Linked DNA regions of Homo sapiens: region 2 is linked to region 1. Evidence: chromatin loops called from intact Hi-C (ENCODE). Cell type or tissue: natural killer cell. All regions are shown on one strand. Each heading gives the region's core, and the rest is flanking DNA. Links, peaks and the distances in the headings are about the cores only.

Region 1 (5,368 bases), core at 236-5,235:
TTTCCAGACACCACTCGAATGCCTCTCCAAAGGCTGGCCTTCTTAAAGCTGGGCCAGGGCACAGGCCCTAGGAGTTGCAAGCTGGCTGGGCTGAGTGCTAGAGACCAAGTGCATGTCAGCCCAGCAGACCACTGCCCTCCTGGAGTTCTCAGGATGAACCATTGTCGTCCTGAGTGTGCAGAGCTTCTCAGGGCACAAAGCCCTCACCTCCTCTGCCTTCTCAGGCATGCCTCTGTATATCCAACTAATGCCCTGGGCACCTTATGACCTCTGGGAAGGCAGAGTCCACTGTCAAGGTGGCCATCACAGGGAAACCCCACTCAGGTCCAGCAAAAACAGGAGCTGACTGCTATCTGCTGACCCAAGAAGGGTGAGCAGGTGAGAGCATGCTTATTCTATTCCAGCTGGCCTACTCATTCTACTCTAGCAAGCCTGTCCCCTCTCGTACTCATTATCTCACAGGAATGGGTCCTCCACTCAGCCCAACCTTAATTAAGAATTAAGAGGGAACCTATTACTATTCTCCCAGGCTCCTCTGCTCTAACCAGGCTTCTGGGACAGTATTAGAAAAGGATGTCTCAACAAGTATGTAGATCCTGTACTGGCCTAAGAAGTTAAACTGAGAATAGCATAAATCAGACCAAACTTAATGGTCGTTGAGACTTGTGTCCTGGAGCAGCTGGGATAGGAAAACTTTTGGGCAGCAAGAGGAAGAACTGCCTGGAAGGGGGCATCATGTTAAAAATTACAAGGGGAACCCACACCAGGCCCCCTTCCCAGCTCTCAGCCTAGAGTATTAGCATTTCTCAGCTAGAGACTCACAACTTCCTTGCTTAGAATGTGCCACCGGGGGGAGTCCCTGTGGGTGATGAGGCTCTCAAGAGTGAGAGTGGCATCCTATCTTCTGTGTGCCCACAGGAGCCTGGCCCGAGACTTAGCAGGTGAAGTTTCTGGTCCAGGCTTTGCCCTTGACTCACTATGTGACCTCTGGTGGAGTCCCTTCTCTGGGCCATATTTGCTCTCTCCAATTCTTCTCCCTGCTGTTCTCATTTAAACCCATTCCAGTCAGACTCTGTCCCTACCACTCCACTTAAGACCACTCATCAAGCTCACCAGGAGCCTCCACAGAGATGCTAAATCCAGTGGTCGATTCTGTCTTCCTTTGACCTTAACCTAGAACGGGGCTTGCTGACACACTGACCACATGCTCCTTTCTTCACTTGGCTTTCAGCTACCATACTCTCCTGGTTTTCTTCCTCCCTCACTGACCATTCCTGTCCCATCTCCTTGGTTAGGCTCTTTACTCCCTGACTTCTAAATAAAGAGCTCAGTTTTCCAACTTCTGTATCTACTCTCTTCCTATGTGACAGCATATCCAGGCTCCTCATGGCTTAAATATTCCCTATGGCTTGTAACTCTAGGCTGAATCCTTTCACTTCAGATTCATATAACTCGTTCCCTATCAACATTTCCACCTGCATATCCAATAGGTGTCTCAAGCTGAGCTTCTGCTGTTCCTCCCCAAACCTTCTCTATCAAGTTTTCCCATCTCAGTGATCGCACCTCAGTTACTGAGGCCAAAAACTTTGGAGCCATTGCCAACTCTTCTCTTTCTCCCACCCCCCATACATCCAGTCTGTGGATTCTATCTCCAAAACTGATTTAGAAACTAACTACCTTCACCACCTCTGGCACTACCACTCTTGTCTTAGCCACCATAATCTCTCTCTCCCATGATCACAACAGCATCTTGACACTTCTCTGTACTCCTCTGTGTAGTCTACTCTCAAACAGCACCCAGAATGATCATCTGGAACCTAAATTTGATTATATCATTTCTCTACTTATTCCTTCAATGACTGCCCATCTCACCAGAGTAAAAGCCCAAATCCTTGTGGTCATCCCCAAGGCCCATCATGACCTGACCCTGAAATGTCCAAGTCTCCTACTCTCCACCCAGTCCTCCAACATGCCTCCTTTCCCTGCTTTGTTTTTATCCACATCACTTACTACAACTACACAAGTATGTTACATGTCTTTTTGTTCCTCCTAACCAGAATATAAGCTCCACAGAAGAATGGATTTAAAAAAATCTGTTGCCATATCCCTAGCATCAGGAAGAGTGCCTGTTCAACGAATATTTGTGGAATGGACCAATGGGTCCCCAGCTCTTCATGTGAGTAGTTGGAGAGGGAGAAGCATAAGGGGATGGGAAGTAGTATATTACTGTTCTAAGACTCCTTAGAGGCGAAGCACCATCCTTACACACGTAGTGCCTTTCCACCTGTCGCCACTGGGTGGCATGACGAGACCATCAAACTGCTAAGGAGGGAGGAGGCCTTCAGCCCAGCCCTGCCTAAGTGCTCACCTTTGAGGCTAGACACTTGTTGGCCTTGGGTCTTGCTGAAGAGCGACAGCTCATTGGTGATAGATTCCAACATCTTGACAAAATTGGGCAGGAAAAGGATGACCTGGACATCATGGTTGGCTAGGTGCCTTCCACAGCTGATACCCTGAGCCCCCTTCACATGAGGTCCACACAGTAGAGCCACTGTAGGCCTCTGGTGAACATTTTTGGGATTCAACCTGGAAAAGAAGGTGAAGAAGCAGTATCAGCTACATACTTGCCAATCCCTTGCACCCTATACCAGACAATTGCCTGTAGCACCTATTGGTCTCAGATCTCTTACCCACTGCTCACCAAGTCCCAGGCTCCAGAGGGGGACAAAATCCACTGCAGGCCAGGTCTATAGGGTGGCACTCCTGTTGTCCCAAACCCCAACCTCACATCATTGCTGGGTCCTCCCACTAAGTGGTTCACCCAGATCTTGCTCCACACAACACTGTTGCCACAACACCGCTTTGCTGACCCATGAACACTTAATAGTTCCTCTGCAGCCTTGTCTGCTCTTCTTCCCCAACGTGTCTGCTTCACTCCAGCAGGGCTGGTCTCATCCTCTCCTGCACTTGTAAGGCTCTTTCCTGCTTATGCTCAAACTACATCCCCTGCCCAGAAAGCCTTTCACTTTCCAAACTCTGAACCGCCTTTTCTTGGAGATCCAGTTCAAGACTTACCTCTGCTGGGATTACTCTGGCTCATGCCTTTACCTCTCCTCAACTCCTAATAAGCTCACAGCAAGTACCATAGCTCTCCATTCTCCTCAGTCAGTTGCCAATGGTTCTCTTTACTGAGCTTAGTAGCTTACTGAAGTTAATGAAAGCAATGCTGCAGGCATTAACAGTATCTATTTCATAGGATGCTGTGCAGATTATCGGATGCCCAGCACTTAGCAGTGCCTAACACAAAGAAGGTAAGGTACTCAGTCAGTGCTGACCATGGCGGAGGCAGCAGGCCAAGGGTTACCTGGCCTCCTAGGCTAGCAGCTGCCTTGGATGAAGTTGTCACTTCCAGTTTTCTGCTATTCAAAGCTGAGACTCCTCTAGACTCAGAGAAGCCACAAATAAGGAGATAAAGAGGATTAGCCCCAGAGCTGTGCCCAACTCATAGGCAGCACAGTTGGCTCACGGGGCAGCAATGTAGGGAGGAGATGGACGGCAAGGCCATAGGTCCCTGCCTAGTGGCAGAGCAATGATAGTCACTTACCGGTTTCCCAAAGGGAGGAAGATGACAAGATGTTGTCAAGCTAAGAGGAGCTTCATAACTGCCCCCATTCCCAAACACATTTTGGAGAATTTAACAATCTACTCTATATTCCAGACACCAAACCATTCGCCTTCCCATTTCTGCATTTAGAGGAAATATGATGAGAATTGCTCCCTTCAGAGGATGCTGCAGAGTTGTGGAATCTGACTCACTTTGTTCTCTAAAAGGGTTCTTCCTCTCAGGGAGAACCTCTCCCACCCCCAATCAAAAGAAGCAGAGCATGGCATTCACACACCCAGCGGCAAGGTGTAGAGTATATGGGCACTGGAAATGGACCTATGTGGATTAGAGGCCTGGCTGGACTGTGTACCAGCAGTATCATGTGGGCAAGTCCCTCAGCTCTCTGAGCCACAGTGTGCTTATCCAAAAACACAGGGCTATTATTTAGCTTTGAGGTGAAGTTATGAGGACCACATTAAATTATGTTGTGAAAGCACTGTGGAACACTGCATGGCACCTGACATACATTAAACTTCAAGATTACTAACCACGGGTCTGATTTCTCAACATCAGCAACTGCTACAAAGGACAGGAGATGGACCTTTGGATAGTTCAGACACTAAGAGAAAAGACTGGCACAAGGACAGCCAGCCCCAAGAAGCTGGCTAGAGAGGAGTGTGATTTGGTAAGGACATTCAGCTCCTGCTCCAAAACTAATGTTTCTGGGAAGCCACTTAATGGTCTCAAAGTGCCCCCAACAGTGGCTCTGGGAGGAGGTGCAGGAGACACCAGACACACGGGCCTGATGCTCTTTCAGAGGGCACCTCACACTACCCCCTCCTGTAGGCATTTCCCTGGCTCTTCCCTGGCACAGGAGAGCCCAAGGATCTAACAGCTAGGAAGCAGGCCTAAATCAAAGAAAAAGGAAAAACTAACACTCCAACCCCCAACTCAAATAGGATGAGGGAGGTGGAAATCTTACATCTGGCTTGGAGTAAGCCTGCTTGAATTAAGATCACTTCAGAATCAGGAGATGCCTTCCATCCAAACACATTATCAGGCCCAGAGAATGAAAATAGGCTGGAGTGAGGAGCTACAGGATTTATCTGCAATATCAGTTTTCTGGCAAGCACTCCCAAACACCATGGCTGGAAGCACAAGCCAAGGACCAGGTTCCATTTTGCAAATAGGGAAGGGGCCCTGTGGGAAGCAACATCCTATCATGTGAGGCTTTGGATCTGTGAGTGCTGCTCAGGGAAAGGAGGCTTTCCTTGCCCCAGTGAACCCAGATCTGCCCTGCTCTTTGGAAGTGGCCTCCCCACTCCAGACACCACTCTCCCACAAGGTTGCCTACATCCTCCTCTTTACCGAAAAATCCAACAGGCACTTGTCAACTCTAATTTTGATTGATCTCTCAGCACTACCATTGCCGGCCGTTCCTTTTTTCTTCAAAGACTATTTCCTTGGTTCTTACACGCTACCCTCTTGGTTTCTTACCTCTCCTGCCTTCTTCTTCATCCTTCTAACTGTGCCTTACATGCCGACGTTCCCCAGAATCCCACCCTAGGCCCTTTCTGTTCACACCTTCTCCTTATATGATCTCATCTACTCTTACACCATCTACAAGCTGACAACTCCTAAATCTCTAGCATCAGCTAAGACCCTTTTCTGAACTTCAGATCTTTTTTTTTTTTTTTTTTTTTTTTGAGATGGAGTCTTGCTCTTGTTGCCCAGGCTGGAGTGCAGTGGTGTGATCTCAGCTCA
Region 2 (5,368 bases), core at 231-5,230, 270 kb after region 1:
TTGCAAGCAGCCCTACAGAGAAGGTGACTCAAAGGATACACCAGTCACCAGTGCAAGACTCTTCGCTCCTGTTTTTCTCTTTTTTTTTTTTTTGAGACGGAGTCTCGGTCTGTAGCCCAGGCTGGAGTGCAGTGGCACGATCTCGGCTCATTGCAAGCTCCGCCTCCCGGGTTCACGCCACTCTTCTGCCTCAGCCTCCCAAGTAGCTGGGACCACAGGCGCCCACCACCACGCCCAGCCAATTTTTTTGGTATTTTTAGTAGAGATGGGGTTTCACTGTGTTAGCCAGGATGGTCTCGATCTTCTGACCTCGTGATCCGCCCACCTCAGCCTCCCAAAGTGCTGGGATTACAGGCGTGAGCCACCACGCCTGGCCCGGCTCCTGTTTTTCAACTGGCCCTAGAGGAGGGGTCCGCAAACCAGGCTGGCAGGCCAGTTCTGGCCATACCTGTTCATTTCCATACTGTCTGGCTGCTTTCAAGCCACAGTGGCAAAGTTGAAGAGTTGCACTAGACTGTACGGCCTGCAAAACTGAAACCATTGACTGTCAACCACTTCTCTACAACATACTCAACTGTTGCAGATTACAGGGACTCAGGAACCGAATTAGACAATTTTCATGGCGAGGAGAAGCCCAGTTAGCTTTCCTAAACGGGCAGGAAGTGTGAAGGAGGGAATCTCCTGATGCCCTGCTCCAGGGGTGGCACACACCTGCAAGAGGCTGTCGGCTGTCTGCTGCTGCTGAGGTTTCTGACCTGCAATCGTAGATCCTGTCACCACAGACTAATCACTTAGTCCACTGGCTCCTTCCTGTGGGATAAAGGTTTAAATTCATGCAAAAGAATCTTTCTGGGCTTCTGCCCACACTAGAGTCCCTATACAATGGAGTTCCAGGAAACCACCTTCAAAAATCTCCTGGGTTTTCTTGCCTCCAAATTTTCTTCAGCTAAAAAACAATAAAGATGAGCTGGAAAGAAAAGGTCTGCTAAAGGGAACCCATTCTACAGAAGTGACTTGCAAGAGCCTATTTCACTCATGCCGTCCAGTGAAACAGGCCCGAAAGTGATGCCCAGTGGGAACAGCAGAAAGGGGAGGGAGTTTCCAGAAGGAATTGCTGTAGTCAGCTGTTAAGCTATTTCTTCATTTCAGGATATCCAGGATATTCTTAACTTTTATTTTTTTGAGACGGAGTCTCGCACTGTCTCCCGGGCTGGAGTGCAGTGGCGCGATAGCTCACTGCAACCTCCGCCCACTGGGTTCAAGCGATTCTTCTGCCTCAGCTCCTGAGTAGCTGGGACTACAGGCGCCTGCCACCACACCCAGCTAAGTTTTTGTATTTTTAGTAGAGACGGGGTTTCAGTAGAGACGGGGTGACAGGATCTACAATTCCAGGTAAGGTCAGGTTGGTCTCAAACTCCTGACCTTGTGATTTGCTTGCCTCAGCCTCTGAAAGTGCTGGGATTACAAGCATGAGCCATTGTGCCTGGCCAAGGCCTTTAAAATCCACTGCAACACAGACACAGCTCAACTAGTGTGATTGCATTTATTCTTATAAATGTACAGAGCTGTAGAAGTGCAAGCCAAGAGTTCTATAGAGTAGTACATAAACACCATATGGTACCACTCCTGCTGGGAGGTAAGCCTGGATACACCCCTCTCCTCAGGAAACTGTCACCTGCAGAACACACAGCACTCAGAATTAAGGCAGTTTGGCCCTGGGCACATTGGTGGTATTTTGGTATGTGGCCACTGGCCCTAAACAACTGACCATTTCTACCCTGCCTCACTGCACTGTCCCACCAGGTCCCTCCAGCTTTTTCTACAAGGTAACACCCTCCTACATGGGGTCAGCCAGCTCAGAAACCTCTTCTTCAGGGACAGTTGCAGCTGAATATGCCAGAGCTGATTATTACAACAACGATGCAGAGGGCCTTGGTTTTGGGGTCCTGCCACCCTCACCCCTAGAAGCTGCTAAACACCCAGGCCATTCTGCCCTGACCACCTCCCCAACAGAGATGTAGGTCTATACTTACCTTCCACAGCCACCTCCCAGCACACACTGGGTCCCTCTACCTGTGTTGCTGTCTTTCTTTACACTGTGCTACATTTGATCCCTTTCCACATGTGCACTTCACCTCTGCAGACACAAGAAAGGCCTGGACATGGTCTCTGCAGATGGGGAAGGGGTTCTGGATGGAGATGTTCTTGAGCTCTACAAGCATTTGCACAAAGTGCTCAGAATGTTGGCCACTGCATAGAGCTGCAGAGTCCCATTCCAGAACAGAGTAACCATCTGCCTCTCTTCCCAAGACCCCAAGCTGGCATGACTCTGGTCTCTGTCCTATCTCTCTGCTGTGATGCTCCTAGCTAGTAGAGTAAGTCAGCCCCCAGATACTGTATATTCCTCTCAACCTTCCATGGTTTGAGAAAAACACAAAGATAGATGTCCATCAGGCACTCACAGGATTACCATCGTAAGGATGGTTGTCAGACAAATAACAAATAAGGCCGTATCTTTTTATTAGACTTGCTCATCTTCTAGTCACCCCTTGTGGTAGAGCGAAAAGAGTGTGTTGTCCCTCTCATGCCTCTGGTGGTCACAGGACACTGAGTAAAGCAAGAGACTGGATACTTTCCCATGTAGAACCTATACCCCAATCCCGACTATTGGGCTGGGAACCCTGTCTATGCCCATTCAAAGCTCACCATGTGGGAGGACTGCTTGGGCCTGGGAGGTTGAGGCTGCAGTGAGCTGTGATTACACCACTGCACTCCAGCCTGGGTGACAGAGACCCTGTCTCCAACAAAACAAAGCAGAACGCTCACCATGGTTCTGAGTTAAGCCAAAAAACAAAACAAAACCTGTTGGAAAAATTCTAGAAAGAGGCTTGGTATAGAGTATAGCAAGATATACTCTCCAATTTGTGGGTAGGGGGTGTCACAGCAGAAATTATGCCTATTTCTGCTGTTTGGGCTGGGGGCTGAAAGAGGCTGTGTCACACCCAGAGGTCTGCTTAAAGCCCAATCCTGAGTATCCAGTAAGGCCCATGCTGTGACCAGAAGAATCTGGCAATAGAATGGTCCATGCTGGAGTGAAGGGAGGCCCTCTACACTGGTGGACTGATTTCCTCAGGCAAGGGTCTAGGAGCTGGCTTAGGTCTCTCTTACCCTTCCTGTCTGTAAGCCTCAGTCTAGGACAAAGCCCACACAGCTGTATACCCACTCTCACGAGTCCATTGCTACTTCTCAAAAGTTTAAAAAGTAAACAATAGGAAGGCACCGGACTGCTCCCTGTAGCTCCCTCTGCTGGTAATAATAAAAACTGCAGGCTTCTGGGGCCAGCCCCAGTACCTTCGACCTAATCTTTAGCTCAAAGACTGGGTGAAGAAACTCACCCAGACCAAGGAAATACAAATAAATAAATATGAACATGTCAGAGCAGTTTTTCTCTAACTAGGGAAGGGCAAACCAGAATCACTAAACTCACCCGGACGGTTGGACCAGTTGGGGATGCCCCAGGTCCAGGGATTCTGGAAGCCAGGATCCTGCTGTATCATTAAGCAACCTGCTATGATCCCTGTCATAGTTAGACAGGTGCAACCTGAAGAGGGACAAAAGGACTCACTTTATGCTGTCTTGAAGGTCAAGCCTGCAAACCATCTTAGAGCTAGGAAGAATAGAGCAAACGGAATTTCTCGAACTGGTCTCAAACAGTTTCTTTTTTGGATTGCCAGCTATAATAAACCATAAAGTGCTATTTTCTGCCTCCATTCAACACTATCTAGCACAGCCTGGGCACAAGAGCTCCCTTTTTGCCTCCCTGAAGCACTATGACAAATACCAATCAAGCTGTCTGCAAGTGTTTTCCTTAGCCACCTTTGTCACCCACCATAAGAACCAGAATTTTCTGTCTTGCCCTTATTAAAGTGACTTCTCCAAACTCTGCTCCAACAGCAGAGGAAAACTACAGAATTCTACCTATCAGCCCACAGCCCAGATGGGGGCCTCTGGCCTGAGAAGCAACAGGTAAGGGCTACCTGCAGGTCACTTTCTAGGGGTCAGTGACTTCAGTGCTCACTGCACTGTGTGAGCTATGAGTGGCCAACAGGGCTCTGTAGGCCTCATGGTGAGCAGGGCCCACCTTGGAGGGTAATGTCTACTGGAGGGTACAGGAAGAAGAGTCCCCAAGACAGCACCAGCAGCAGGAGCATGTTGAAGAGGCCATGGGCTTAGGGGGGATGAGGTCCAAGTCCTCGTCATCTGGAATCTCATCCAGGTGATACCCATCCTGAAGCAGCTGCCGGCTCACATCCTGGTTCACCTGCTAAGAGAAGGAGAGGAGGGAACTATAGGCCAAGATGCAAAGCAGAAGTAACTGCTACCCAAAAGACAGAACCACATTCCGTTACCAGGGCTTCCTGTCCATGTCCCACCCCAGGCCAACCCCACACATCCCTGGACTACAGGAGGAAGTACCACCTTCTCCTACTTGTGCCTCAGCCAGCAGTAAGCCTTAGTACTGTCCAGACTTCACTGTCACTGACCCCCAGGGATCTGTTCTCACTAAATCCTGAGGCATTCATGTAAATATCGAGTTCCCAATATGTTTGAAAATCAGTGCTCTGACAGTTCCCACTGGGAGCCCAGACTAGTCCCTATCAAAGCTGAAGAATATGGGATAATAACAGAACAATGGGCTAGCGTAGTAGAGCATGGGTTACAGTGGAAGGGGGTGGTGAGCAGCTTTGTCTACACACTGCTGGTTAGACTTATCCTTTGATGCCAACAGAGGTGGGTTCCTGCAAAGTGGAATTTGTTGGTTGGTTTCATCAGTTCACTGAACATAAGAAAAATAAGGCTGGGCGTGGTGGCTCACGCCTGTAATCTCAGCATTTTGGGAGGCCGAGGCAGGTGGATCACGAGGTCAGGAGATCGAGACCATCCTGGCTAACATGGTGAAACCCCATCTCTACTAAAAAATAGAAAAAATTAGCCAGGCGTGACGGCGGGCGCCTGTAGTCCCAGCTACTCGGGAGGCTGAGGCAGGAGAATGGCGTGAACCTGGGAGGCGGAGCTTCCAGTGAGCTGAGATCATGCCACTGCACTCCAGCCTGGGCCACAGAGTGAGACTCTGTCTCAAAAAAAAAAAAAAAAAAAAAAAAGAAAAAGAAAAATAAATGAGGCTGGGGAAAGTGTAAGACTTCCTCTTACACACAATCTTTGACACTCAGACATTTAAGGAGGACAAAATTTGCAAACTGCTCTATTCTCTGTGACAGAAACTCAGAGATTAGCCAAGATTTCCAGGAGAGTAAGAAAAGCAAGTGGTGTAGAGTCAGGTCCCCAGCACTTCACCTCTGTCAAAGGG

The links. Hi-C counts contacts between places; a loop is a spot of excess contacts. Peaks named below come from ENCODE experiments on the same cell type or tissue, not always from the same donor. Only the 100,000 strongest peaks of a DNase experiment are listed, where the experiment ranks them.
Region 2: a loop joins it to region 1, with 9 times the contacts of the local background. A loop is called at or near these places in 7 of 110 quality-filtered maps.

What each region holds. Positions count from the first base shown.
Region 1 is chr15:74,633,041-74,638,408 of GRCh38, forward strand. EDC3 (enhancer of mRNA decapping 3) reads right to left here. Exons shown (of 7, transcript NM_025083.5): 6 at 2,369-2,586. Among named protein-coding and RNA genes, the nearest start is that of CLK3, 20 kb to the left of the region's middle. In natural killer cell, for the core only: CTCF peaks have their summits at 2,290 (motif pointing right) and 2,499; a DNase peak (open chromatin) is centred at 2,301.
Region 2 is chr15:74,898,463-74,903,830 of GRCh38, forward strand. It overlaps MPI (mannose phosphate isomerase), which reads left to right. Exons shown (of 8, transcript NM_002435.3): 8 at 1-3,757. It overlaps FAM219B (family with sequence similarity 219 member B), which reads right to left. Exons shown (of 5, transcript NM_020447.5): 5 at 1,530-4,324. The coding sequence ends at 4,157. Among named protein-coding and RNA genes, the nearest start is that of FAM219B, 5.7 kb to the right of the region's middle. RefSeq lists an enhancer at 250-749. In natural killer cell, for the core only: CTCF peaks have their summits at 3,302 (motif pointing left) and 3,505; a DNase peak (open chromatin) is centred at 3,299; H3K27ac peaks cover 290 bases.